Linked DNA regions of Homo sapiens: all the other regions are linked to region 1. Evidence: chromatin contacts called from ENCODE Hi-C or POLR2A ChIA-PET data. All regions are on one chromosome and are shown on one strand. The core of a region is the stretch at or near the end of the contact, and the rest is flanking DNA. Distances in the headings are between cores, read along the strand shown. Region 1 holds the start of SLC12A9-AS1 (SLC12A9 antisense RNA 1). Region 2 has its middle 8.2 kb from the start of PPP1R35-AS1. Region 3 holds the start of FIS1 (fission, mitochondrial 1). Region 4 holds the start of ZNHIT1 (zinc finger HIT-type containing 1). Region 5 holds the start of AP1S1 (adaptor related protein complex 1 subunit sigma 1). Region 6 holds the start of SERPINE1 (serpin family E member 1).

Region 1 (3,959 bases), core at 657-3,156:
CAGAGAGCCCCTCCCCAAACCCTTCAGCCAACCGCTTCTCTTGGGTCCCCTTCCTAATCTTATCCCAGTCCCATCTCCACCCCTCCCCATCATGTCCTCCCATACTATAGTCAGTCCACACCCGCCCCAGGACCCACTCACCAATCCTCAGAAAAACAACTATGCTGAACATGGACAGGACAGTGGGCACCACCACACCCAGGAAGGTGGACAGCTTCCGGGCAGACGCCCCTCCAGGACCCCCGGCCCCATTGGCAGGGAGGGCAACCCCCTCCTCCCCCAGGAGCCGGTAGGCCAGCAGAGGTGAGCTCTCGCTGGCCATGGCTGAGCACAGGTAGAGGAAGCCACAAATGGGTTAGGTGACCTGCAAAGGAGATTATGTTGCATCAAAAGCTCCCCCACAGAGCTCGCCCACCCCCAAAGACCACTAATCAAACACCCTGAAGCCTCCCCAAAAGACAGAGCTGCTCTCTACTAAAAATACAAAAATTGGCCAGGCTCGGTGGTTCATGCCTGTAATCCCAGCACTTTGGGAGGACGAGGCAGGTGGATCACCTGAGGTCAGGAGTTCGAGACCACCCTGGTCAACATGGTGAAACCCCGTCTCTACTAAAAATACAAAAAGTAGCTGGGCATGGTGGCTCATGCCTGTAGTCCCAGCTACTTGGGAGGCTGAGGCAGGAGAATCCCTTGAACCCAGGAGGCAGAGGTTGCAGTGAGCCGACATCACACCACTGCACTCCAGCCTGGGTGACAGAGTGAGACTCCGTCTCACAAGAAAAAAAAAAAAATTAGCCAAGCGTGAAGGTGCATGCCTGTAATCACAGCTACTTGGGAGGCTGAGACACGAGAATCGCTTGAGTCCTGGAGGCGTAGGGCTGCAGCGAGCCGAGATCATGCCACTGCACTCCAGCCTGGGTGACAGAGCGAGACCCTGTGTCAATAAAAAAAAAAAAAGAGACAACCGCAAGGAAACAGGAACGCACCCACACCCTGCTTACCGGCAACTCAAAAAAGTCCGTGGGCTGCAAATGGTACCAGCCACTGCCCCACAAAAAAGTGGTACCCCAAACCTGTCAGCAGGGGTTTCAAGGCCCCTCCCGGCTCCTGGGGGCCACCCCTTCCCTTATGTTCCTGAGACTAGGGATGGCACCGGTTCTGGAAAGGGGCAAAGGTTCTCTGACGGCACAGGCTTCTCCAGCCTCTCCTTCCTTAACTAGCAATGCAAGAGGAACCAAATCTCCCAAAAGGGAAGTAAGTTACGGGCAGGAGAGCCTTCCCCATCCTCTCCTTCGGTGTCCTGAGCTGCCCCTACCAAGCCCCCCAATGCAATCACCGCACCCACAGGTAACAAGAAACTTCCAACTCTTTCAAAACCCCACCCTCCGTCAATCCTCTCCCTCAACCCATCTCAAACCCCCTCCTCCTCGCCTTAGCCTCCCCGATTCCTCCCATCCACACGAGGCACCCCTCCCCACAAACTCTACCAACCCAAACACACCCTAGCGAAACAGAAACACAGACCGGCTCCCACCGAGCGACACAAGGTCCCCGGGTCCTCCTCCTCCCCCAATCCGGGCTCCTGCCCCTTTGCGCCCGTTGGGGTGCAAGGGAGCCAAGATATCCTTCTCCCCGGCCAGGTGCACCCCACAGCTCGGGGGCCGCGAGGCGCTCACTCACCCACCCGCAGGACGCAGCGCTCGGGGGCGATCCCCGCGAGCCGGGGGGCTCCGCTCGGGCGGAGAGTGCACGGGGGCCGGAAAAGACAGCTGCGGCTACCGGGATGCCAGGCCTGGAGCCTGTCCCCACCCCCACCAGCACGCGCGCGCTATTGGTCCCCGTCCTCGGCCCCGCCCCATGGCGCGCCCGGAGAAGCCCGACCCTCTCTGCTCTTCCCCAGCCTGCGCTGCTCCAGCTCCACGTGCGCCCGGGGATGCAATGCAGCCCTGCAGACAAGCGTCTCCGGCAGGACGTGGGCCGCGGGTCTCGGAGCCTCCTTCACTTAGGTACAAACAATCGTCGCCGCAGGGGCCGGACCCCAGTCCGAGCTCCGAGGTGCGGTGAGCAGCCACCCCACTAAAGGGGGCGTGTGAGGATGGCGGAAAGCGGCAGGGAGGTGGGCGGGGCTGCAACACCTGGGCCAGGTGCGTCACGGGAAATCCGGCCCACTTCGTTCAGGGACTTCTGGAGTTCTAGTCCTCCAACCTCTCAAAACCCTAGAACCTCCACCGGGTCCCAGCCTCGCCCCTCACCCGCTGCGGGGATCCTCCCTTCGCGCCCGATCCAGCTGCGCTCTTCGCTTCCGCCACCGGAGGGAGCCATTGGCCGCCGATCTGGGCCCAGGGTCGCTTTGCACCGTCTGATGCCCGCTTTCTTGCCTCCCTGCAGTGTTCTCACTTCCAGCAGAAATCCTAGAGCCTATGAACTCTACTGAGAGCTGAGACTCCTTCTTCACTCTTTACAGATCCCATGAACAGCAGTACCACCTGCCAACGCGTCCTCATATGTAAAATGGGCATAAACTCGAACCTCCCTCCTAAGGCTGTGAGTTCAGTGAGCATTTAATGGGCACTTTAGAACAACGCCTAAAGGTTTGATAAATTATCCCTTGCAAATAGCACTGCATTAAATTAGCCACTCTGTGAGGTAGGTACCGCTATTTCAATTTTTCAGATTAGGAAATTGGAGCTTGGAAAGTTTCAGATACATTTCCTTTTTTTTTTTTTTTTTTTTTTGATCCAGGAACTATTACACAGGCTGGAGTGCAGTGGCGCGATCTCGTGTCACTACAACCTCTGCATTTCCGGCTCAAGCATCCTCCTGCCTCAGCCTCCGCAGTGCCTGGAACTACACAGGCACACACCACGCCTGGCTAATTTTTAAATATTTTGTAGAGACCGGGTTTCGCCATGTTGCCCAGGCCTCTCTGGAACTCCTGAACTCAAGCATGCGCCTGCAGTCCCAGCTACTTAGGAGGCTGAGGCAGGAGGATCGCTTGAACCTGGGAGGCAGAGGTTGCAGTGAGCTGAGATCGCACCACTGCACTCCAGCCAGGGCAACAGAACGAGACTCTGTCTCAAAAAAAAAAAAAAAACTTTTTCAGGGTCAGTTAGTTATAAGCACTCCCTTGGCATACCCTGGCCTGTCCGTCACTGAACTCTGCTTCCATAAATCTCAACCTCCACCTTACCTTGTTAGTCTGTGGTTTTGCCTTGGACCTTGTCTTCATCAATGACTGCAGCCCCTCCTCTTCAGTTCACCTCTTCTACTGCGCTTATTAAAGAAAAAAATCTGACTCTTGTTAAAACAGTAAGTCAGACTTTATTCAGGACTATTTTGATTGGCACCAAGAAGGTGGCAAGGAGCTGGGTGCAGTGGGTCACGCCTGTAATCTCAGGACTTTGGAAGGCTGAGGCAGGAGGATCACTTGAGCCCAAGAGCTCCAGACCAGCCTGGGCAATAAAGTGGGACCTCATCTCTACAAAATTTTTTTTAAAAATTGGGCCAGGCACGGTGGCTCACGCCTGTAATCCCAGCACTTTGGGAGGCCGAGGTGGGTGGATCACGAGGTCAGGAGATTGTGACCATCCTGGCCAACATGGTGATACCCCATCTCTACTAAAAATACAAAAATTAGTTGGGCGTGGTGGCACGCACCTGTAATCCCAGCTACTTGGGAGGCTGAGGCAGGAGAATAGCTTGAACACGGGAGGCGGAGGTTGTGGTGAGCTGAGATCTCGCCATTACACTCCAGCCTGGGCAACAAGAGCAAAACTCCATCTCAAAAAAAAAAAAAAGAAGAAGAAGAAGAAAAGAAAATTAACCAGGCATGGTGGTGCACGCCTGTTGTCTCAGCTACTCAGGAGGCTGAAACTGGAAGATCCCATGAGCCAAGGAGGTTGAGTGAGCTATGATAGTGCCAGTGCACTCCAGCCTGGGTGACAGAGTGAGACCCTGTC
Region 2 (3,959 bases), core at 1,038-3,537, 410 kb after region 1:
CTGGGATTATAGGCGTCAGCCACCATGCCTGGCCATCCCAGCCTCAGCTTCTTGAGCATGCATGCTTCCTGGCTGCCATGGCAACTCGACACTTGCGGATCATGATGGCTGACCAACTGTGTGGCCACCCCCGGAGCTTATGAGGTCTGAGGCCACTGAATGGGCCTTGCTGGACATAGTCCCTCCCCACCAGCTCCTTCACACAACAAGACCTCCCCTAACCATGGTACCCCATCTAGTTCCCCACACAGATGGACCCCGCTCCCATACCAGGGCTTCTGACTCTCCACCTGTCTCACACCACCTGACCTCTCTCCTCCTGCCTCTGCCCTTGTTTCCCTTGGCAACTCTCTGGGCCTGTAGAGGCTCTCTCAGGGGAAGATAGTCCTTCATGACCAAATCCTTCCCTCGTGGGTCCCCAGACCCTCTGATTCCAGCCCCCCAGAGATGGGGATACTGCCAAGGTGAAGGTTTCGGGGAAGACCCTCAGGGAGGTTCAGCTGTGTTTGTTTCCTGTGACTGCTGAAATTGTACAGATTGCCACATACTACATCCTAGACCTCCTGAATTCTGATTTGGGGATCAGGAAGGAGGTTGCTGGGAAGCAGAGGTGAGTCATGACCCAGGCTGGTGGGGCCCCATCAGGGAGGTTAAGTCTCTTTTTTAAAATTTAATTTAATTTATTTATTTTTGTAGAGACAGAGTCTCTCTATGTTGCCCAGGCTGGTTTCAAACTCCTGGCCTCAAGTGATCCTTCTTCCTTGGGCTCTCTTAAGTGCTGGGATTACAGGTGTGAGCTATGGTACCCATTGCCCTCTAGAGGAAGGCAGGCCCAGCCTGCAATCCCAGCATTTTGGAAGGCCAGGTCAGAGGATTGCTTGAGCCCAGGAGTTTGAGACCAGCCCGGGTAACATGGCAAGACCCTGCCTCTACAAAAAAAAAAAAAAAAAAAAAAAAATTACCTGGGTGTGGTGGCATGTGCCTGTAGTCCCAAGCTACTCAGGAGGCTGAGGTGGGAGGATCGCTTAATCCCCAGAGGTCAAGGCTGCAGTGAGCCATGATCGTGCCACTGCACTCCAGCCTGGGTGACAGAGCGAGACCCTGTCTCCAAGAAAAAAATAAAACTTGAAAAAAAAAAAATCTAGAGGAAGGCAAAGGGTCTGGAGGGCATCGTGAGCAACACTCACCTGGTCAGTGAAGCTGAGCAAAACTGCCCTGCTCAGACCTGAACTGGCCTGAGACAGAGACAGAAAGGGGCAGGCAGTCTGGGCATGGTGGCTCACACCTGTAATCCCAGGATTTTGGGAGGCTGAGGCAGGCGGATCACCTGAGGTCAGGAGTTCAAGACCAGCCTGGCCAACTTGGCGAAACCCTGTCTCTAATAAAAATACATAAATTAACTAGGTGTGGTGGCGTACACCTATATAGTCCCAGCTACTTGGGAGACTGGGGCAGAAGAATCACTTGAACTGGGAAGCAGAGGTTGCAGTGAGCTGAGATTGTGCCACTGCACTCCAGCACTCTAGCCTGGGAGACACAGTGAGACTCTGTCTCAAAAAAAAAGAAAGGGCAGTCTCAGACTCCCAGAGAGGAGAACAGCAAGTTTCTGTTCCACCTACTTCCTTCAAGGGCTTCTTCCTCCAGGAAGCCTTCCCATCCTCCAGGCTGAGCTGACCTACCCTTCACAGAGCTGGGGCTGGTGTTTAATCTGCACAGGCTGCATGAAGTTTTGCATCCTCTTTCCTGGAGCCTGGCCTGGCCTGGATGTTAGAGTTCATGCTGCACCCTGGGAGGGTGAAAGCTGGCCCCACTCAGAGCTGTCCATGCCACTCCCAGGCCCCAGCAAATAGCAGGTGTCAGTGAGCGGGTGAGAGGCATGTCTTCTGCCTCCTGGGACTCTGAGCTTCCTAGAACTGGGGCCACATTTCCTGCCTTATCTGTTTTCTCCACTGAGCAGGGCTGGGGCTGGAGGGGGCACGTGTGGGGCCAGCCAGCAGGAGCCCGAGGCGAGAGGGTCTGAACCCCCTGCCTCAGAGCCTACCGGCAGAGAGACCAGGGGCCTTTCATTTCCCAGCATCCCCGACATCCTGCTCATCTGCTGCAGAAACAATGAACACGGGAAAAGGGCAGGATGTCCCAGAGGTCGTCCAGAGGAGGAGAGGACAGGCTGAGTCAAAGGTGGGGAGGGAGGAAGGACAGAGGTCAATGGCACACGTGCCATGATCTCATCAGCTCCTGAAAAACAATGACTCGACCTTCTGAGGGCCCCAACTGAGCTCTGGCAACCATATGAGGCCAGTCATTTCCTCAGTGTTCAGATGAGGAAGAGGGGGGCTCTCAGAGGAAAGGGAATGATCCCCAGGTCACATGGTCAGTAGGCACTGGAGCTGGGACTGAAACCCAGGGAGACAGACGAGAGACGGGCCAGGGCTGCGAGGAGGCAGAGAGGCAAGGGCTTCGGCCTCCCCATTTCCAAGCTTGCATTCCCAGGAGTCCATTCATATGTGAAAAAAATGGCTTTTTATTTATTTATTTGTTTAGAGACAGTCTCGCTTTTTGCCCGGGCTGGAGTGCCGTGGTGTGATCATAACTCACTGTAGCCTTGACCTGGGCTCAAGTGATCCTCCCACCTCAGCCTCCTGAGTAGCTGGGACTATAAGTGTGCACCATCACACCCAGATAATTTTTTAAATTTTTGGTAGAGATGGGGTCTTTCTATGTTGCCCAGCCTGGTCTCCAACTTCTGGGCTCAAGTGATCCTCCCGCCTTGGCCTTCCAAAGTACTGAGATTACAAGCATGAGCCATTGCGCCTGGCTTATTTATTTATTTTTAGAGACAGGGTCTCGCTCTGTCACCCAGACTGGAGTGAAGTGGCACAATCATAGCTCAGCGCAGCCTCAAATTCCTGGGCTCAAGGGACCCTCCTGCCTCAGCCAACAAAGTAGCTGGAACTACAGGCATACACCACCATGCCTGGCTAAATTTTTTTAGAAATGGGGTCTTGACCAGCCCAGGCTGGTCTTGAACTCCTGGGCTCAAGTGATCCTCCGGTCTCAGCCTCCTGAGTAGCTGGGACTACAGGTGCACACCACCACACCCGGCTAATTTTTTTGTGTTTTTATTGTAGAGACAGGGTTTCACCATCTTGCCCAGGCTGCTCTCGAATGCCTGTCCTCATGTGATGCTCCCACCTGGGCCTCCCAAAGGGCTGAGATTACAGGTGTGAGCCACTGCACCCGGCCTGATAGCAGAACCTGCTTTTCTTCTACCAGCCTCTCTTGGACTGTGGAAAAACCTCACACCAACATCTCCTTGTCCAATCGCCTCTCTTGGACTGTGGAAAAACCTCACACCAACATCTCCTTGTCCAATCCAGAGGCTTCCATGGAATCACTCTCCACCCCAAGACCCCCCAACATCTCCTGTGTGCTCATTGAGTAACAGACCATCTGCTGCTTCCCCCGTCCCCAACCATCTCCCCAAGGTCCTGGGCATTGGTCCCCTGCTAAGGGGATCTGTCGGGACCTGCCTCCCAGAGTGAGGGTGGCGATTTCTGCATACATTTCCCCTATCTGTGGCTCCCTTTTCCTGGGTTATGGGCCCATCTTCCGTGCCTCCACACCCTTTCTTTCTACCTCCAGCTGTCCCTGGGCTCTTTGGGACCCTAACCACTGGCATCAATCAACCTTCTATGCCCAGTGTGGACATCAAGGACATCTCCCCAGCAAGCTCAGGCCTTCAGCCCAACATTCTCCTCCTTGCTGTGCTCAGCTCCATTGAATTCTCCATCCTCCACCCCACCCTGCAAATCTGTTTATCTTTGCTTTTCTGGTTTCTTTCATTTTCCTCTGCCTCACCCAGATTCCAGACAAATTCTTATTTATTTATTTATTTATTTGAGATACAGTTGCTGGCGGCTCACTGTAACCTCTGCCTCCCAGGTTCAAGTGATTCTCAT
Region 3 (3,959 bases), core at 820-3,319, 390 kb before region 1:
TTCATCATGTTGGCCAGGCTGGTCTCGAACTCCTGACCTCAGGTGATCCACCCGCTTTGGCCTCCCAAACTGCTGGGAATACAGGCGTGAGCCACTGCACTCAGCCCTAGTGTCCTTTGTGCCACCCCAAGGCCCAGGCAAAATTAGGTGCTGTATACTTCTCTGAATGAACATGAAGTTTTCCCCTTGAGGCTTATGCTAGTGGGCAGCCAGTTCCCCAACCTGGGGATTCTCTCAAGGCTTACAGAGCTTACTGTATCAGTCATTTCAACCATCCACGCCAAATAGGGAAGAATAACTCTTGTCTTTCTAACTCACGAGACTATTATGAGGAGAAAAATATTAGAGGCTTGGCTGGGCACGGTGGCTCACGCCTGTAATCCCAGCACTTTGGGAGGCCGAGGCAGTCTGATCACCTGAGGTCAAGAGTTTCAGACCAGCCTAGCTGACATGGTAAAACCCCATCTCTGCTAAAAATACAAAAATTAGCTGGGTGTGATGGCCGGCGCCTGTAATCCCAGCTACTTGGGAGGCTGAAGCAAGAGAATCGCTTGAACCCAGGAGGCGGAGGTTGCAGTGAGCCGAGATTGTGCCACTGCGCTCCAGCCTGGGTGACAGAGCGAGAAACTGTCTCGGAAAAAAAAAACAAAAAACAAAAAACAACCTGGGTGTGGTGGTGCACACCTGTAGTCCCAGCTTCTTGGGAGACTAAGGCAGGAGGATTACAGGAGCTCAGGAGGTCAAGGCTGCAGTAAGCTCTGATTGTGCCGCTGCATGCACTCCAGCCTGGGCCACAGAATGAGACCCTGTCTCTAAAAAATAATAAAAATTAAAGGGGCTTTGCAAACGCGGAAGGTGTCTGGATGATTATCCCCTGCATGTGCAGTGCCTTGTTTACAATTAATTTGCTTTTTCCGTGTTTATTCAACAAATATTTATTGAGCCCTCACTCTCTGCCAAGCCCTGTGCTAGATGCTGGATAAGCAAGGTAAGTCTCTGCCCTCAAGGAACTTACACTCCAATGTGACTCAAGGGGAAAAGAATTTGAAAGTTGCTACTTACCCAGTCCCCTCACTGCACAGAAACTGAAGCCAGAGGTGTCCACACCTTTCTCCTTCCCATGCTCTGATAGCTCCTCACTGCTAAGCTCCCCATTGCCCGTGACCCCATGTGGCAGGTTTCCCGCCTGGGGTGCACTCCCAAAATGGTTTATGTAAATAATATTGAAAATTGGACCTTCTCTGCCAATAATGGGGCCGTTGCTTTTTGAAAAACTTCCCGTTGATAGTGTCTCCTATGACTACCCCTGTGTGGCTGTGTGGTTTACAGATCCAGTTGCCTCTGCTCTTGCATTGTGAGAGTCAGCAGAGGCCCAAGAAACCCCGATACTAGTTTGCTGCTGTTGGTGGGTTTTTTGAGACAAGGTCTCTGTCGCTCAAGCTGGAGTGCAGTGGCGCGATAACTCACTGCAGCCTCGAACTCCCGGACTCAAGCGATCCTCCTGCCTCAGCCGCCCCAGTAGCTGGGAGTACAGGTGCACGCCACCACGCCGGTTGATTTTTTTAAAAATTTTGTAGAGATAGGGTCTCGCTATGTTGCTCAGGCTGGTCTTGAACTCCTGGCCTCCAGCGATCTTCCCGCCGCGGCCTCCCAAGTTGTTGGGCTTCGGACGTGAGCTACGCGCCGGGCTCCCGGTTCTAGTTAAGATTTTGTTGCAGGCGATGAATAGTCACGTGGCCTCCAAGGTCCTAGATTTCTGAGGGGCGTCAGCTTGGCACCCTAATGTACTGTGATCTCTGGTCAGCTACCCACCCTCTTTTTGCTGTTTTCATCCTGGGGGCTAACCGCCAAGACATGGCCTCCAGTTTCCCTAGGGAAGCCTCCACAGAGGAAGGCACCGGCTGAGGCACCTGGGAAGACCAACCTGGGGAAGGTCTCCCTGCGCGCAGTCTGCGGGCTGGAGGGACCGGCCGAGCCTGCGCACTAGCGCCCCGCCGGCGCTGCTGAACTGAGAGGAAGGGGCGGGGCGTCGCCAGGTCGTGCCAGCATCCGCCGGACGCCGGAAGTGGTTCTCCGCCCCTGCCACTGGGCCATGGAGACTGTGGCACAGTAGACTGTAGTGTGAGGCTCGCGGGGGCAGTGGCCATGGAGGCCGTGCTGAACGAGCTGGTGTCTGTGGAGGACCTGCTGGTGAGGCCTGGCCCGGACAGAGGGAAAGGGAAGGTCGGAGGGCGGGTCCTGAGGAGAGTCAGGTAGGGGCCGAACCCTCCTCCCGGCATCGGCTTGGCCGAGGGAAGCCGAACTACGGCTCCCGGCAGCCTCCACAGCGCCTGGCTCCTGCCCGGAGGGCCTGCTATGCCGCAGAGGCTCCTGGGAGTTGTAGTGTCCTGAGCCCCCCACACCTCAGACTACGGGCCTGGAGCCCGACCGTGGTTAGACTGACGGGATCTGGGATCATGCAGGAGCTGTGAGCTCAGGGCGCTCCTCCAGCGGTGGAGGAATACAGTGACCATCATAAGGTGTCACCTATTACTGCGTCCGGCACGGTGCTAAGGCATCGCATGCCAGATCTCAGTCTTTGTAGCTCTAGGAGGTAGGCACTACTTCTATTCCTGGACAATAAAAGGTCCAGGCCCGGCAGGGTGGGGCAGGATGGGGCCAGCAGCCTCAAATGAGGACCGCGTGGGCTGTTGAGCAGTTCTGACAGCGTGTTTACTGTTCGGCCGCCGGGGTCAGCTGCTCCGGGAGCGGTGCCTGGAGCTGCCACCAGGTGGCATCTCCGCTCGGTACCGCCGCGGGGAGGGGAGACCGGGGGCCTCTGTCCCAAGAGCTGGCCCGCAGGCCCGGAGGAGCCGAAAGCCTGGGTCCCGGGCATGGAGATAGCAGAAGCTGGGGTGCCAGATACCGAGACCTGCGAGGGAAAGGGGCAGAGCCAGGGAGATGGCATGTCCAGATAGAGAATGGTTGACGCCCTACATTTCTAAATGATTCCTTTCCTCCCCTGTGGCAGAAGTTTGAAAAGAAATTTCAGTCTGAGAAGGCAGCAGGCTCGGTGTCCAAGAGCACGCAGTTTGAGTACGCCTGGTGCCTGGTGCGGAGCAAGTACAATGATGACATCCGTAAAGGCATCGTGCTGCTCGAGGGTGAGGCGCTGTACTCTCCCTTTCCCGCTGCCATCTGGGCTGCTCTGCGATGTGGGCCCCGTAGTCCAGGCACCTCTGAGTTGTCTCCGGTAGATTTACTGCACCAAGGGCTATACTTAGCTTGACGTCTCCCAGTGAACTTTTGGCTACTTACCGCCCACCATTGTTTTGCCAGACAGAGTGTAGCATGTCAGTTCCCCCAGGACTGTCTTGATCTGGGAAAGTGACTTGAGGTCACCCAACTAATCAGTTAATGGCTGAATTGGGACTAGAAGCTCCTGTTTTGTGAGACCTAGGCCCATGCCCTTCCCCCCAACACCACCACCGTGTTGCTTAGCAGCTATTGAGAATCTTTTGTGGCATGGAAGAGGTACAGAGGACTGTCCTACAAAATTGTGAGCAGATAGTGCTTTTTGTTTTTTGTTTTTGTTTGAGACGGAGTCTTGCTCTGTCCCCCAGGCTGGAGTACAGTGGCGCTGTCTCAGCTCACTGCAACCACCACCTCCCGGTTCAAGCAATTCTCCTGCATCAACATCCTGAGTAGCTGGGATTACAGGTGCCCACTACCACGCCCAGCTAATTTTTGTATTTTTTGTAGAGATAGGGTTTCACCATGTTGGTCAGGCTGGTCTCTAACTCCTGACCTCAGGTGATCTGCCCACCTCGGCCTCCCACAGTGTTGGGATTACAGGTGTGAGCCACCTCGTCCAGCCAGATAGTGCTTTTTGGATGGGAACCCTATTTCCTATTGGTTTTAGGTGGGTCATCATTTGTCAGAGGCCACAATACTTAACCACTTAGTTTCTCTGTAGCTCC
Region 4 (3,959 bases), core at 1,087-3,586, 370 kb before region 1:
AATGTGTCCAAAGTTCACATAGCTAACAAGTGGCCAGGTCAGGAGTCAAAGAACTACCCAGCATCAAAAAGCATGACCTTGCCAGGCGCAGTGGCTCATGCCTGTTATCTCAGCACTTTGGGAGGCCAAGGTGGGTGGATTGTTTGAGCGCGGGAGTTCGAGGCCAGCCTGGGCAACATGGCAAAACCATGTTTCTACAAAAAAAATACAAAAATTAGCCAGGTGTAGTGGGACACACCTGTAGTCCCAGCTATTCAGGAGGCTGAGGCGCAAGGATTGCTTGAGCCCAGGAGCTCAAGGCTGCAGTGAGCTGTGTTTGTGCCACTGCACTCCAGCCTGGGTGACAGAGCAAGACCCTGTTTCAAAAAAAAAAAAAAAAAAAAAAAAACCCAAAACCAACCAAACAAAAAAAAATATGATTATGATCACTGTACTACTCTGTCTCCCCTCCAAATGCCAGGCAGTGCTCTAGGTTTTAGGGATGCCAAAGCTTACAGTCCAGTGGCAAACACAAATGATTAATGAAACAAACACAGTAAGTACAGCATGGAGTAGGCTAGGATACGGAAGTATAAAGTGCTGCAGAGCCCAGGACAGAAACACCCAACCTGGCCTTGGAGTAGTCAGGGAAGACTTCCCAGAAGAAGGTAAGTCTAGGTTAAGGCCTAACTGGTGAATGACCTGGCTAGGGGAGACAGCGGGGTATTTCAGACCTTGAGGCCAACATGAAAAAACTGATGGCTGGGAGACTGCGATGCCTTTGAAAAACTGAGAGGGCCAAGCGCAGTGGCTCATGCCTGTAATTCTAGCATTTTGGGGGGCCGAGGCGGGTGGATCACGAGGTCAGGAGATCAAGACCATCCTGGCTAACATGGTGAAACCCTGTCTCTACTAAAAATACAAAAGATAAGCTGGGTGTGGTGGCGGGCGCCTGTAGTCCCAGCTACTCCAGAAGCTGAGGCCAGAGAATGGTGTGAACCCGGGAGGCAGAGCTTGCAGTGAACCGAGATTGCGCCACTGCACTCCAGCCTGGGGGACAGAGCAAGACTCCGTCTCAAAAAGAAAAAAAAAGAAAGAAAGAAAAACTAAAAGGGCCAAGCGCAGTGGCTCATACTTGTAATCCTAGCATTTTGGAAGGCCGAGGCAGGAGGATCACATGAGCTCAGGAGTTCAAGACCAGCCTGGGCAACATAGTGAGACACCCATCTCAACAAAAAATATAAAAACTAGCCCAGCATGGTGGCCTGCACCCACCTGTAGTTCCACCTACTCAGGTGGCTGAGGTGGAAGAATCACTTGAGCATGGGAGGTTGAGGCTGCAGTGAGTTATATAGAACCACTGCATTCCAGCCTGGGTGACAGAGCAAGACTCTGTCTAAAAAAAAAAAGTCTTTGCTGGCTCTCCAGTGTTTCCCTACAGAGTTCAAACTCCTGGGCAGTGTGTATAATGCCTTTCAAAATGTAACCTTTCCCCAGCCTTCGATCCTTTCTTATTACTCTGTAAGATCCAAACTGTGAACTTGGCTTCCTAAGCGACTTGCTTTTTCTTGCTTCACTGCCTTTGCACGTGAGGTTCCCACTGAGAGAAACCCTAACTAGACTTTCAAGACTCAATTCAAGCTTTTTCATTTTTCCTTCAAGCTTTCACAGTCCCCTGCCTCCCAGAACCTGGGCTAGATGCCACGTCTCCCTGTTCCCAGGCGCTGTGCTTCCCTCTGCCATAGCACAAATCACAAATCACAGTAAAATACAGTGTTAGGTCTGCGTTTCTGCCCCCCTTCCAGAAAAAGCCAATGCTTGGATAAGAGGGGTCTTTCTCCTCTTCATCCCCAGCGCCCGGCTTGGAGCAGGCACCAATAAAACGTGAATGAAGGGTCAACGCCAGGACCCGAGGGCTGAGGAAGGGATTTACGAGGAATAGCTGGGGCCGGGCGCGGCAGCTCACGCCTGTAATCCCAGCACTTTGGAAGGCCCACGCAGGAGGATCGCTTTGAGGCCAAGAGTTGGAGACCAACCTGGGCAACATAGCGAGAGCCCGTCACCACATAACAAATTAAAAATTAACCAGGCGTGGGGCCTCATGCTTGCAGTTCCAGCCACTCCGGAGGCTGAGGTGGGAGGATGGTTTGATCCCAGGAAATCGAGGCTGCAGTGAGCTATGACTATGCCACTGCACTCCAGCCTAGGCGAAAGAGCGAGACCAAAAAAGAGGAATGACTAGGTAAGAAAATTCTAGGACTGACTTGGGAAGGGGAAGGGGGCGAACCGCGGGGGCTCACATACCCGAAGTTTTCTTCTCCACCATTGGCACAACACAACTGTCGGAAGAAACTGCTGCGCACGCGTACTAACCCCAAGGCTTTAGTAGGGGCGCCATCACTTCCGGTAGCTTGTACTTCTGCGCGTGCGCCACAGCTTTGACTCATTACGTGGCGTTTCCTTGGAGACAAGAAAGCTTTTCGCCATGTTTTATAGGGGCAAAACCACTTCCGGCCTCAGTGTGGAGGTGTAAATCTTGTGGGAGCCACGAAATGGGTCATTTTAAAGATGTGGTCACGGTGTTCTTACAAGAAATCTTATTTTCCTTTGGTCCTTGTGAAGATGCTGTGATCACAAAGGCAGCCCCTGGAGCTTCTCCGGGCAGAAGAGGAGGTGGGCTGGACTGTCAAAGAAAGTGGCTGGCTTCCGTGGGCAATCCGAGGTTCCTAGTGGCCCTCTGCAGAAAGCTGAACTCCCAGTTCCCCCAGGCCTCCGTCCCGCGGCGGACTCCTAGGCTTCCTCCCTCCCTGTCGCCGCCAGCCTCTCGCTCTCCCCGTCTTCCGCCCGCACTCTCTGGGCAGGGCTGCGGCCAGGACCCGCCCCCGCGTCCCGCCCGACCCTCCGCCAGGGGTCACTTCCCCTGTCCAGGTTTCAGCTTCCACATGTGTCAAGCGGCTGGCTCAGCCCAGAGTCCCTGTCTCCCGCCCGCCGGCCCGAGCCGCCGCCCCTCCCCCGCCTCCCGTGCGCCCGGGACAATCCTCGCCTTGTCTGTGGCGCCGGCATCTGGAGCTTTCTGTAGCCTCCGGATACGCCTTTTTTTCAGGGCGTAGCCCCAGCCAAGCTGCTCCCCGCGGCGGCCGCACAGCAGCCCGAGCGCCCCCTTTCCAGAGCTCCCCTCCGGAGCTGGGATCCAGGCGCGTAGCGGAGATCCCAGGATCCTGGGTGCTGTCTGGGCCCGCTCCCCACCATGACCTCCTCGGGGCCTGGACCCCGGTTCCTGCTGCTGCTGCCGCTGCTGCTGCCCCCTGCGGCCTCAGCCTCCGACCGGCCCCGGGGCCGAGACCCGGTCAACCCAGGTGAGATCCCGGGGAGGCCCGGCACGGCCGAGGGGGCAGAGGCTGGCGTGCCTGCCAGCCTGGCCCGGAGAGGGTCGGAGGCTCGAGGAGGTGTCTGGCCCGTCCCCCGCCCAGCGTGCTCTTGAGGCTGAGTCGCGCCAAGCCCCTCGCCCATCACTACCCTGAACTGGGGTTTCCAGCCTCCCTATGCAAAGGGACTCGGAATTCCTGGGCACCACTCCCACCCTGCCCTCCTTGGGGTCAGAGTGTTCCTGGGTGAGAAGAGTTTAAGAATGGGAAGGAAGAAAGGGAGGGAAGTCGAGTGAGAGGGAGGACAGCAAAGCACGTGAGGCCCGGAGCTGGGCGGTGGATCTCAAGTGCCATTTCCCTCTGGTAACAGAGAAGCTGCTGGTGATCACTGTGGCCACAGCTGAAACCGAGGGGTACCTGCGTTTCCTGCGCTCTGCGGAGTTCTTCAACTACACTGTGCGGGTGAGGAGAGGGAAAGGCCCCTGGGAGGGGGTCCCAGCAGGAGGGGTGGGCTGAAGTCTGGATGCCCAGGTCCCCACGGTAAGCCTGGTCAGGAGTTCCCCCCACAACTCCCCACCCCTTGCCTGGCACGGGGCAATCTTCTCCACAGACCCT
Region 5 (3,959 bases), core at 1-2,500, 300 kb before region 1:
TTAATGATCTCCCAAACATATCATCCTCCAGTGCCAGGCCTATGCCCAGGGGTATCCTCCTCTGTAGTATGTATCTCCAACACCACACAGGGTATGCAGATGCCCAAATCCTATCTTCCTCTCTGCAGGCACCCAGGCATTTGGTCTTCGACATTTCTCTTTAACTTTTCTTCCTTTTAGGGTGCCTCCTGCTAAGCGCCCACTCCTCCCCAGACACCAGGTGACCAATTTCCCTCAGTTAGGGCCCCGCCACCCAGGGGGTTCCCCTAAAAGAATGTCTGCAGAACAGACAGCAAGCTGGGTCAAGTGGGATGGAAGACAGAACCCTCACTGCCCAGTGTACCCCAGCTTCCCAGTTCCGGGGGGTCTGGGCCACATCCTGGAGTCTTCTCCTTACCCCAGTAGCTCTTCTATTCATGGACATGCCCAGGCTTGGAATCCCTGGGTGTGTGGCACTGTACTAGCTTAGTAAGTGAAAAATCAGAATTCAGGAGAACTGATTTTTTTGGTGGAGGGGAAAAGAGGGGCGCTGGGGAGCCTCGTGCGGCGCTCAAATAGGGGGGTGGGGAGCAAGCAGGAAGACGGAAGGCCTGGATTCCGGAAAGAGAATGGGAAGGGGGGCAGAGAGCCCCGGAGCCCGGGATCCCAAAGCCTGGGTCCCTCGGAGAAAAACCACGAGTCCACTTCGCTTCCCTACCTGGGCCCAGCCTCTAGGCAAGCACGGCCACGAACGCAGTAGGGCGCTCCCTTTTCCGACCCGGAAACTCCCCTCCCACACCCCTCTCCCCACCCGGGTCCCCGCTCCCGCCTGTGCAGCCCGGGAAGGGGGTCTCGGTGACTGGTGACCCCCGCTCCCTCCCTCAGCAAAGAGACTCCCGCAACCCTCTGCTTCGGGCGGCTTCCCTGCAGCGGGGATCGAGGGACCCCAGGGGCCAAGACCAGAGCGCCCCTCCCGGCTCGGGACGGCCCCGCCGCCCCTTCGTCAGCCCCCGCTCGCCCTGCAAATGCGCCCCCTCCCCGCCCCTCTCCCGAATGCCACCTCCCCCTCTTCCTCCCGAGCCCGGCTCGCCCACCCGCCGAGGCAAGGGAGGCCTCTGAGGACCAGAGGGAAGACAGGGCGGTTCACCCCGAGGGCGGCCCCCGAGGACCCCCGCAGGTGCAGCCCACGCCCCTCGCTTCCCCCTCCCCTCCCTCTTCGCACAGCCTACCATCCTGCAGCCTCCGGCTCGGCGCGTCCCACTTCGGCCACCGTAGGCGCCAGTCCCACTCCCTTTCTTATCCTTTCTCCTGCTGCCCTCCCTCTCGCCCGAAGCCCCGCCCCGTCCCGCCCAGGCTCTGACTCCCGGCGCGCCACGCACTGCGCAGGCGCCGACGCCGCGGGGAGCGCGGGCGGGGCTGGAGGCGGAGAAGCGGAAACCATGGCAACCAGGTCCTTGACTGCAGCTTCTAGGAGCCCGGTCGTCATGGTAACGCGGCTGTCCTGTGGGCTGGTTGGAGGATGGGGGAGGAGGACAATAAGGTCCTCGCGCTTTGGAGCCTTGTGGGGCAAAAAGGCGGGAAAAGGGGTGAGAGGTGAATGGGACGATCATTGGAGTTCGAAGCAGCAGGCAGGACTCCTGGAAGGGGAGTGGGCCGTGAAAAGGGAGCAGGGTGGGAATTAAGTGTAGGGGAGGAGGAGTGACCTGGAAAACAGAAAGACAAAGGGTCATGAGAAAAGTATAGAACCCAAGCTGAATATCTATTGAAAGCGTGATAGATACACCCCTCTAGTTTTTTTCTTTTTAGAGACAGGGTCTGGCCGCGTCACCCAGGTTGGAGTGCAGTGGTGGGATCGTGACTCTCTGCAGCCTTGAACTCCTGGCCTCAAGCGATCCTCCCGCCTCAGCCTCCTGAGTAGCTGGGACTACAGACGCACACCGTCATGCCCAGCTAATTTTTAATTTTTTTTTAGTAGAGACGGGGGTCTTACTATGTTGCCCAGGCTGGTCTCGAACTCTTGGGTTCAAGAGACCCTCCCGCCTCGGTTTCCCAAACTGCTGGGATTACAGGCGTGAGCCACCGCGCCTGGCTTCTGATTTTACAGTAAGAGAAATGTGTAGAAAAAGAATAAAAGAGAAAAGGAGAGGCTGCTATAAAAGGCATGTAAGGAGAAGGGGGAGGAACGTGAACTGAGGCAAAAGGGGAAGAAATAAAGAGCGTCTTAAAAGGTTAACTTGGGTCAAAACTCAAAAAGGGACAGATGTCACCCAAATCTCAGTGTGAAGATGAGGTGGATGTACGTTGTAATATGGGCTTTTAAACTGAATGTGTGTGTGTGTCTACATGTTACTGGAAAAAGGGGTCCCGATCCAGACCCCAAGAGAGAATTCTTGGATCTCATGCAGGAAGGAACCCAAAGCAAGTCGTAGAGTGCGATGAGAAGAGAGAGTTTATTGAAAGCTACACCCTTACGGAGTAGGGCGTCCTCAGAAAGCAAACAGAGGAACACACTGTCTTAAGTTTTTCTTTTCTTTCTTTCTTTTTTTTTTTCTTCTTTTTTTGAGACAGGGTCTTACTCTGTTGCCCAGGCTGGAGTGTAGTAGCATGATCATAGTTCACTGCAGCCTCCACCTCCTGAGCTCAAGCGATCCTCCCACTTCAGTCTCCCAAGTAGCTAGGACTACAGGCATGCACCACCACAGCCAGCTAATAGTTGTATGTTTTGTAGACACAGGGTATTGTCATGCTACCCAAGCTGGTCTGGGACTCCTGGACTCAAGGTATCCACACTCCTCAGCCTCCCAAAGTGTTGGGATTACAGGTATGAGCCACCGCCCCTGACCTTTAAGTTTTTCTTATATAGGGGTCTTGTTTTTGTAGAGACTAAACTAAGCCGAGTCAATGTGCAGATGGGCCAATGGCATGACAAAATTTATTATTCTGTTAATTTAACTATCCTTGACATTCTAGTAGGTAAGTACATCAAAGCAAAACTTAATTATCTTTCTTCCTTTTTTTTTTTTCTTGAGACAGAGTCTTGATCTGTTGCCCAGGCTGTAGTGCAGTGGCGTGATCTCAGCTCACTGCAACCTCCACCTCCTGGGTTCAAGCCATTCTTGTGTCTCAGCATCCCTAATAGCTGGATTACAGCTACATCCTTTCACCTCAGCCTCCCAAGTAGCTGTGACTGCAGGCATGAACCAGTGCATCCAATTAATTAAAAAAATATTTTGTTGTAGAGATGGGGTCTCACTACTGGGATTGTAGGCATGTGCTACGACACCCAGCTAATTTTTGTATCTTTAGTAGAGAGGGGGTTTTGCAATGTTGGCCAGGCTGATCTCGAACTCCTGGCCTAAAGCAATCCTGCCTTAGCCTCCACACCCAGCCAGAACTATAATTATCTTAAAGGCACATATTGTTATGGGTATTGGGGCATCTGGATTTTCTGTAGTTGGAGGAGTCTGTCCTTGCAGGTATCTTTAAGCTGTTTCCCCAACTGTAAACAGCTTTGGGTTGTGACTGACAAGGAATGTGCCTTGTTAGTTTCAAGATGGAGCTGAACTTAAAATGGCTTTATGCTGGCTCTCTGAGGCTCCTGCTTCCCTAGCACAAATGATAAAGTAAAGAGGTCTGGATAGAAGGATAAGAGAAAATCTTAAATTTTGTCATGCAGAAAAGTTAATGGTAGATAATTGTTGGCAACTAATGTGCTATTATTTTTGAGTAGCACATGATGCAATTGTTGGTAAGGCCTCACCTCCTGTCTCCACTTTATTTATTTATTTTGTGTATTTATTTTTTTGAGATGGAGTCTTGCTCTGTTGCCCAGGCTGGAGTGCAGTGGCACAATCTCGGCTCACTGCAACCTCCACCTCCCGGGTTCAAGTGATTCTCCTGATTCAGCCTCCTGACTCAGCCTTCTGTCTCAAAAAAAAAAAAAAAAAAAGAGGACAGTAGTACATATCTTGCAAGGTGGT
Region 6 (3,959 bases), core at 813-3,312, 270 kb before region 1:
GCTCTGCCTCCTGGGTTCATGCCATTCTCCTGCCTCAGCCTCCCGAGTAGCTGGGACTACAGGCGCCTGCCACCACGCCTGGCTAATTTTTTTTGTATTTTTAGTAGAGATGGAGTTTCACTGTGTTAGCCAGGATGGTCTTGATCTCCTGACCTCATGATCCGCCCGCCTTGGCCTCCCAAAGTGCTGGGATTACAGGCGTTTGAGCCACCGCGCCCGGCTCATGAATTCTTTAGGACAGCAAATAATCCTCATTTTGTAGATGGGCAAACTTAACGAGGTTAAGATCACACGGTGGTGAATAAGCGGTAAATCTACTGGTCAGACACCCTTGGAGATTCAAGGGTCCAGTGACTTGGAGTGTAGTGGGAAGAAGATGGGGTGGCCCCTGCAGCACAGCTGTATGGGGCTTGGCTCGGCTAAGCCAGAGCCAGCCTTTCCTTGGCTTCTGGTAGGTCTGTTCTGCATGCCACCCACCTCCCCTGGTGTCCCGTGGCTCACCATCAATCTTGAATCCCATAGCTGCTTGAATCTGCTGCTGGGTTTCTCCTCCTGTTGTCAGCTGGAGCATGGCCAACACCGAGGCCACCCCATAGGGTGAGAAAACCACGTTGCGGTCCTTGGAGGCCTGCGCCACCTGCTGAAACACCCTCACCCCGAAGTCTGAGGCCAGGTGGGCCACGTAGGATGGGGGATGGTGCACAGCAGACCCTTCACCAAAGACAAGGGCCAGGCCCAGGACTAGGCAGGTGAGGGCTGGAGACATCTGCATCCTAGAGCAATGGAAAGAGGGCTGGTGAAGGAATCGTTCTGGAAGACAGGCGGGAGGGGAGGGGAGCTGGCCAGCTGTGGGCCCTGCTCTTCTTGTTTCCTGCAAGCAGGTGGTAAGTGAACACTAGGGCAAGGTGCAGGAAGAGACCATGACATGTTCAGGTTCTAAGCCCATCCCACTCCGTCTCACTCAGACTGACTTATCCCCGGGCAGTGGCAGGGAGTCTTCGCCCATCTTGCCCTGTGGGAATCTTGGAATCCAGTCCATCTCCCTTCCCTCTGTGTCCCGTAAAAAAGCCTTAGAAGAAAAGCAGGTGAGAAGTCATTACCACTCTCTGCCTTTGCAGCCCAGGGGGAATTTAGCCCAGACTCAATTATCAATTATCACAACATCTTTGATTTGCATAAGCTTTAAATTTGCTTTCTTTTCTTTTCTTTCTTTTCTTTCTTTCTTCCTCTTTCCTCTTTCTTTCTTTCTTTCTTCTTTACTTCCTTCCTTCTTTCCTCTCTCTCTTTCTCTCTCTTTCTTCCTTCCTTTCATTCATTTTTAGAGACAGGGTCTTGCTCTGTCACCCAGGCTGGGTGCAATGGCTCAGTCTTGGCTCCCTGCAGCCTCCGCCTCCCCAGCTGAAGCAATCCTCCCACCTCAGCCTCCCAAGTAGCTGGGAATACAGGCACACCAGCACGCCCAGCTAATTTTTGTATTTTTTTGGGAGAGCAGGGTTTTGCCATGTTGCCCAGGCTGGTCTCAAACTCCTGGGCTCAAGTTATCTGCCTGCCTCAGCCTCACAAAGTGCTGGGATTACAGGCATGAGCCACAGTGCCCAGCCTTAATTCTCTTAATGCTTTCCCAGCGATTGTTTCATTCAAGTTAGCAGGCATGAGGTGGGAAATGGGTAAGTGTCTTGATGCAGAGGGACTGAGAGAGTCAAGGTTCTTGTTACTGGGTGATGGGGTTGTTGGTGACGCCTGACCATCCTCCCTGCTCTCCTGCAGTCACCCCTAGGGCAGGGTCGACCCAAGGCTGCAGGTCCGAGGAAAAGAAAATAGAGGAATAGCGGGGGATCATGGAGGGAGGAGATTCTGGGGAGGCGAGTTCTCTGCCTTAAGCCCGAAGTAAGAGGTTGGAGGGAGTTTGCTTTTCTCCTACCTGAAGTTCTCAGAGGTGCCTTGCGATTGGCGGTTCGTCCTGCTCTGGCGGCGGCTGCTGAGCTGCAGGAATTCAGCTGCTGGAGGGGGGCGTGTGGGTCTTCTTGACAGCGCTCTTGGCCCTGCAGCCAAACACAGCTGTGCTCCTCTGTGGGCCACTGCCTCCTTTTATACCAGATGTGGGCAGGAAATAGATGAACTCATGTTCCAGCCCCACCCACTCACTGGCTCTGGGAGTCCGTCTGAACAGCCAGCGGGTCCCCCTCGACACCTCCCTCTCTGGGACTTGCTGAGGCATGTGTGTGTGTGTGTGTGTGCTGCTCTGTGTGTGTACGTGTGTAAGAGCATTCAGGAACAATTGAGCAAACCCCAATAGCCTTGGCCTGAGAACCTCCCTTGACCTTTCTGCCCTCTGCCTGTGTCTGTCTCTCCCGGATGTCCTGCCAGGTTGACTGTCTGCCATGCCGGGTGACCCAAAAAGCCTAGGACCCCTAGTGTTCAGCTTGGAGAAAAAAAAAACAGCTCACGTTGCCTGCTTTTCCTTTGGCGAACCAGGTCACTGTGGAGTTATCAAAGATAACCTCCATCAAAACGTGGAAGTTTTCCCCCAGGGCTGTCCACCCGGTGCTCTGGACCACCTCCAGGAAAGAGCGCCCCTCCCTCCTCCTGGGCCCAGCCCAACAGCCACAGGGCATGCAGCCAGCCACGTGATTGTCTAGGTTTTGTCTGTCTAGGACTTGGGCCCAACAGAGGACTCTTGGTCTTTCCCTCATCCCTGCCATGTGCCCGGCCGCCTCCGATGATACACGGCTGACTCCCCACGTGTCCAGACTCTCTCTGTGCCCCTGAGGGCTCTCTTGTGTCAACAACCTTGTCTGGCTGAGGTTGGAGGTGTGCTGGGTGGGGTGGTGGTGGCTGAACGGGACCAGGGGTTACCATGGTAAAAGCTTGGTAAGGAAACAGGAGACCAACGTGTAAGTTTCACTTCTTCGAGCTGCCCGCTAGGACTTGGGGCAGCTTGTCCTTTATCCTCTTCCTCCAGACACAGACACAAGGGGAAAAGGGATAGAAACAGAGTGTCAATTCATGGCAGGTTTGCAGGGTGTGCTTTTAGGGCAAGGGGGTGAGGGGAGGAAGAGTGACCGATAGATTCTGTGGAGCAGTGGTCCTCAACGTTTTTGGCACCAGGGACTGGTTTCATGGAAGACAATTTTTTCACAGACCAGGGTGGGATGGTTTCGGGATGATTCAAGCACATTACATTTATTGTGTGCTTTATTTCTATTATTATTACATTGTAATATATATAATGAAATAATTCCACAATTCACCATCGTGTAGAATCAGTGGGAGCCCTGAGCTTGTTTTCCTGCAACTAGATGGTCCCATCTAGGGGTGATGGGAGACCGTGACAGATCATCAGGCATTAGATTCTCATAGGGAGCTTGCAACCTAGATCCCTCACATGAACAGTTTAGAATAGGGTTCGAGCTCCTATGAGAATCTAATGCCGCCGCTGATCTGACAGGGAGTGGAGCTCTGGTGGTAATGCGAGTGATGAGGAGTGGCTGTAACTACAGATGAAATTTCACTCACCTGCCACTCACCTCCTGTTATGCAGCCTGGTTCCTAACAGGCTATGGACCAGTACGGGCCCCTGGCCCAGAGGTTGGGTACCTCTGCTGTAGAGGGTGGAAACTGGCTAGCAGTGGGTGAGCATGTAGGGCTAGACTAGTGGATTTTGTTGTTGTTGTTGTTTTTTGTTTTTTTTGTTTTTCTGTTTTGAGACGGAGTCTTATTTTGTTGCCCAGGCTGAGTGCAGTAGCACTATCTTGGCTCACTGCAATCTCCGCCTCCCAGGTTCAAGTGGTTCTCCTGCCTCAGCCTCCCGAGTAGCTGGGATTACAGGTGTGCACCACCACGCCCGGCTAATTTTTGTATTTTAGTAGAGACGGGGTTTCACCATGTTGGTCAGGCTGGTCTCGAACTCCTGACTTCGTGATCCGGCTGCCTCGGCCTCCCAAATGCTGGGATTACAG

Evidence for each region. A loop is a pair of places that touch in the nucleus more often than their neighbours do. ChIA-PET counts read pairs that join two places held with the same protein, here RNA polymerase II (POLR2A). Pooled maps may share reads with other maps.
Region 2: POLR2A ChIA-PET joins it to region 1 with 17 read pairs in OCI-LY7. The contact joins the enhancer-like site here to the promoter of SLC12A9-AS1 in region 1. A Hi-C loop is called at or near these places in 2 of 168 maps with a recorded cell type or tissue (B cell and CD8-positive, alpha-beta T cell) and 11 of 50 pooled maps. POLR2A ChIA-PET finds 5 or more read pairs at or near these places in 6 of 52 experiments (B cell, HEK293T, OCI-LY7 and 3 more).
Region 3: a loop to region 1 is called in a pooled map, with 14 times the contacts of the local background. The contact joins the promoter of FIS1 here to the promoter of SLC12A9-AS1 in region 1. A Hi-C loop is called at or near these places in 8 of 50 pooled maps. POLR2A ChIA-PET finds 5 or more read pairs at or near these places in 5 of 52 experiments (Caco-2, MCF 10A, PC-9 and 2 more).
Region 4: a pooled map shows a loop between it and region 1 (6-fold over the local background). The contact joins the promoter of ZNHIT1 here to the promoter of SLC12A9-AS1 in region 1. A Hi-C loop is called at or near these places in 1 of 168 maps with a recorded cell type or tissue (dorsolateral prefrontal cortex) and 10 of 50 pooled maps. POLR2A ChIA-PET finds 5 or more read pairs at or near these places in 1 of 52 experiments (PC-9).
Region 5: a pooled map shows a loop between it and region 1 (5-fold over the local background). The contact joins the promoter of AP1S1 here to the promoter of SLC12A9-AS1 in region 1. A Hi-C loop is called at or near these places in 7 of 50 pooled maps. POLR2A ChIA-PET finds 5 or more read pairs at or near these places in 3 of 52 experiments (AG04450, Panc1 and activated T-cell).
Region 6: a loop to region 1 is called in a pooled map, with 2.4 times the contacts of the local background. The contact joins the promoter of SERPINE1 here to the promoter of SLC12A9-AS1 in region 1. A Hi-C loop is called at or near these places in 3 of 50 pooled maps. POLR2A ChIA-PET finds 5 or more read pairs at or near these places in 3 of 52 experiments (BJ, GM12878 and common myeloid progenitor, CD34-positive).

What each region holds. Positions count from the first base shown.
Region 1 is chr7:100,850,561-100,854,519 of GRCh38, reverse strand. SLC12A9-AS1 (SLC12A9 antisense RNA 1) reads left to right here and starts at 1,906. Exons shown (of 2, transcript NR_146550.1): 1 at 1,906-2,006. SLC12A9 (solute carrier family 12 member 9) reads right to left here and starts at 1,807. Exons shown (of 14, transcript NM_020246.4): 1 at 1,685-1,807; 2 at 142-364. The coding sequence starts at 322. RefSeq lists a silencer at 1,571-1,880 and enhancers at 2,171-2,320, 2,391-2,590.
Region 2 is chr7:100,442,864-100,446,822 of GRCh38, reverse strand. No RefSeq gene overlaps it. Among named protein-coding and RNA genes, the nearest start is that of PPP1R35-AS1, 8.2 kb to the right of the region's middle. RefSeq lists enhancers at 1-347, 1,551-1,710, 1,621-2,305, 2,306-2,990 and a cis regulatory region at 1,652-2,505. Within about 2 kb of position 2,287, at least 16 of the 41 ENCODE cell types and tissues checked have a DNase peak (open chromatin) inside an H3K27ac peak, as active enhancers do; they include B cell and OCI-LY7, where a contact is called at or near this core.
Region 3 is chr7:101,243,191-101,247,149 of GRCh38, reverse strand. FIS1 (fission, mitochondrial 1) reads left to right here and starts at 2,069. Exons shown (of 5, transcript NM_016068.3): 1 at 2,069-2,190; 2 at 3,011-3,143. The coding sequence starts at 2,146. RefSeq lists enhancers at 2,046-2,285, 2,376-2,425.
Region 4 is chr7:101,216,542-101,220,500 of GRCh38, reverse strand. It overlaps ZNHIT1 (zinc finger HIT-type containing 1), which reads right to left and starts at 2,336. Exons shown (of 5, transcript NM_006349.3): 1 at 2,284-2,336. The coding sequence starts at 2,305. It overlaps PLOD3 (procollagen-lysine,2-oxoglutarate 5-dioxygenase 3), which reads left to right and starts at 2,920. Exons shown (of 19, transcript NM_001084.5): 1 at 2,920-3,335; 2 at 3,715-3,806; 3 at 3,955-3,959. The coding sequence starts at 3,227. RefSeq lists enhancers at 1,989-2,530, 2,624-2,743, 3,292-3,814 and silencers at 2,844-3,123, 3,264-3,313, 3,374-3,493.
Region 5 is chr7:101,151,767-101,155,725 of GRCh38, reverse strand. It overlaps AP1S1 (adaptor related protein complex 1 subunit sigma 1), which reads right to left and starts at 1,250. Exons shown (of 5, transcript NM_001283.5): 1 at 1,209-1,250. The coding sequence starts at 1,211. RefSeq lists enhancers at 344-844, 1,164-1,458 and a silencer at 1,269-1,508.
Region 6 is chr7:101,125,207-101,129,165 of GRCh38, reverse strand. It overlaps SERPINE1 (serpin family E member 1), which reads right to left and starts at 2,062. Exons shown (of 9, transcript NM_000602.5): 1 at 1,922-2,062; 2 at 502-773. The coding sequence starts at 772. RefSeq lists enhancers at 67-846, 847-1,626, 2,407-3,186.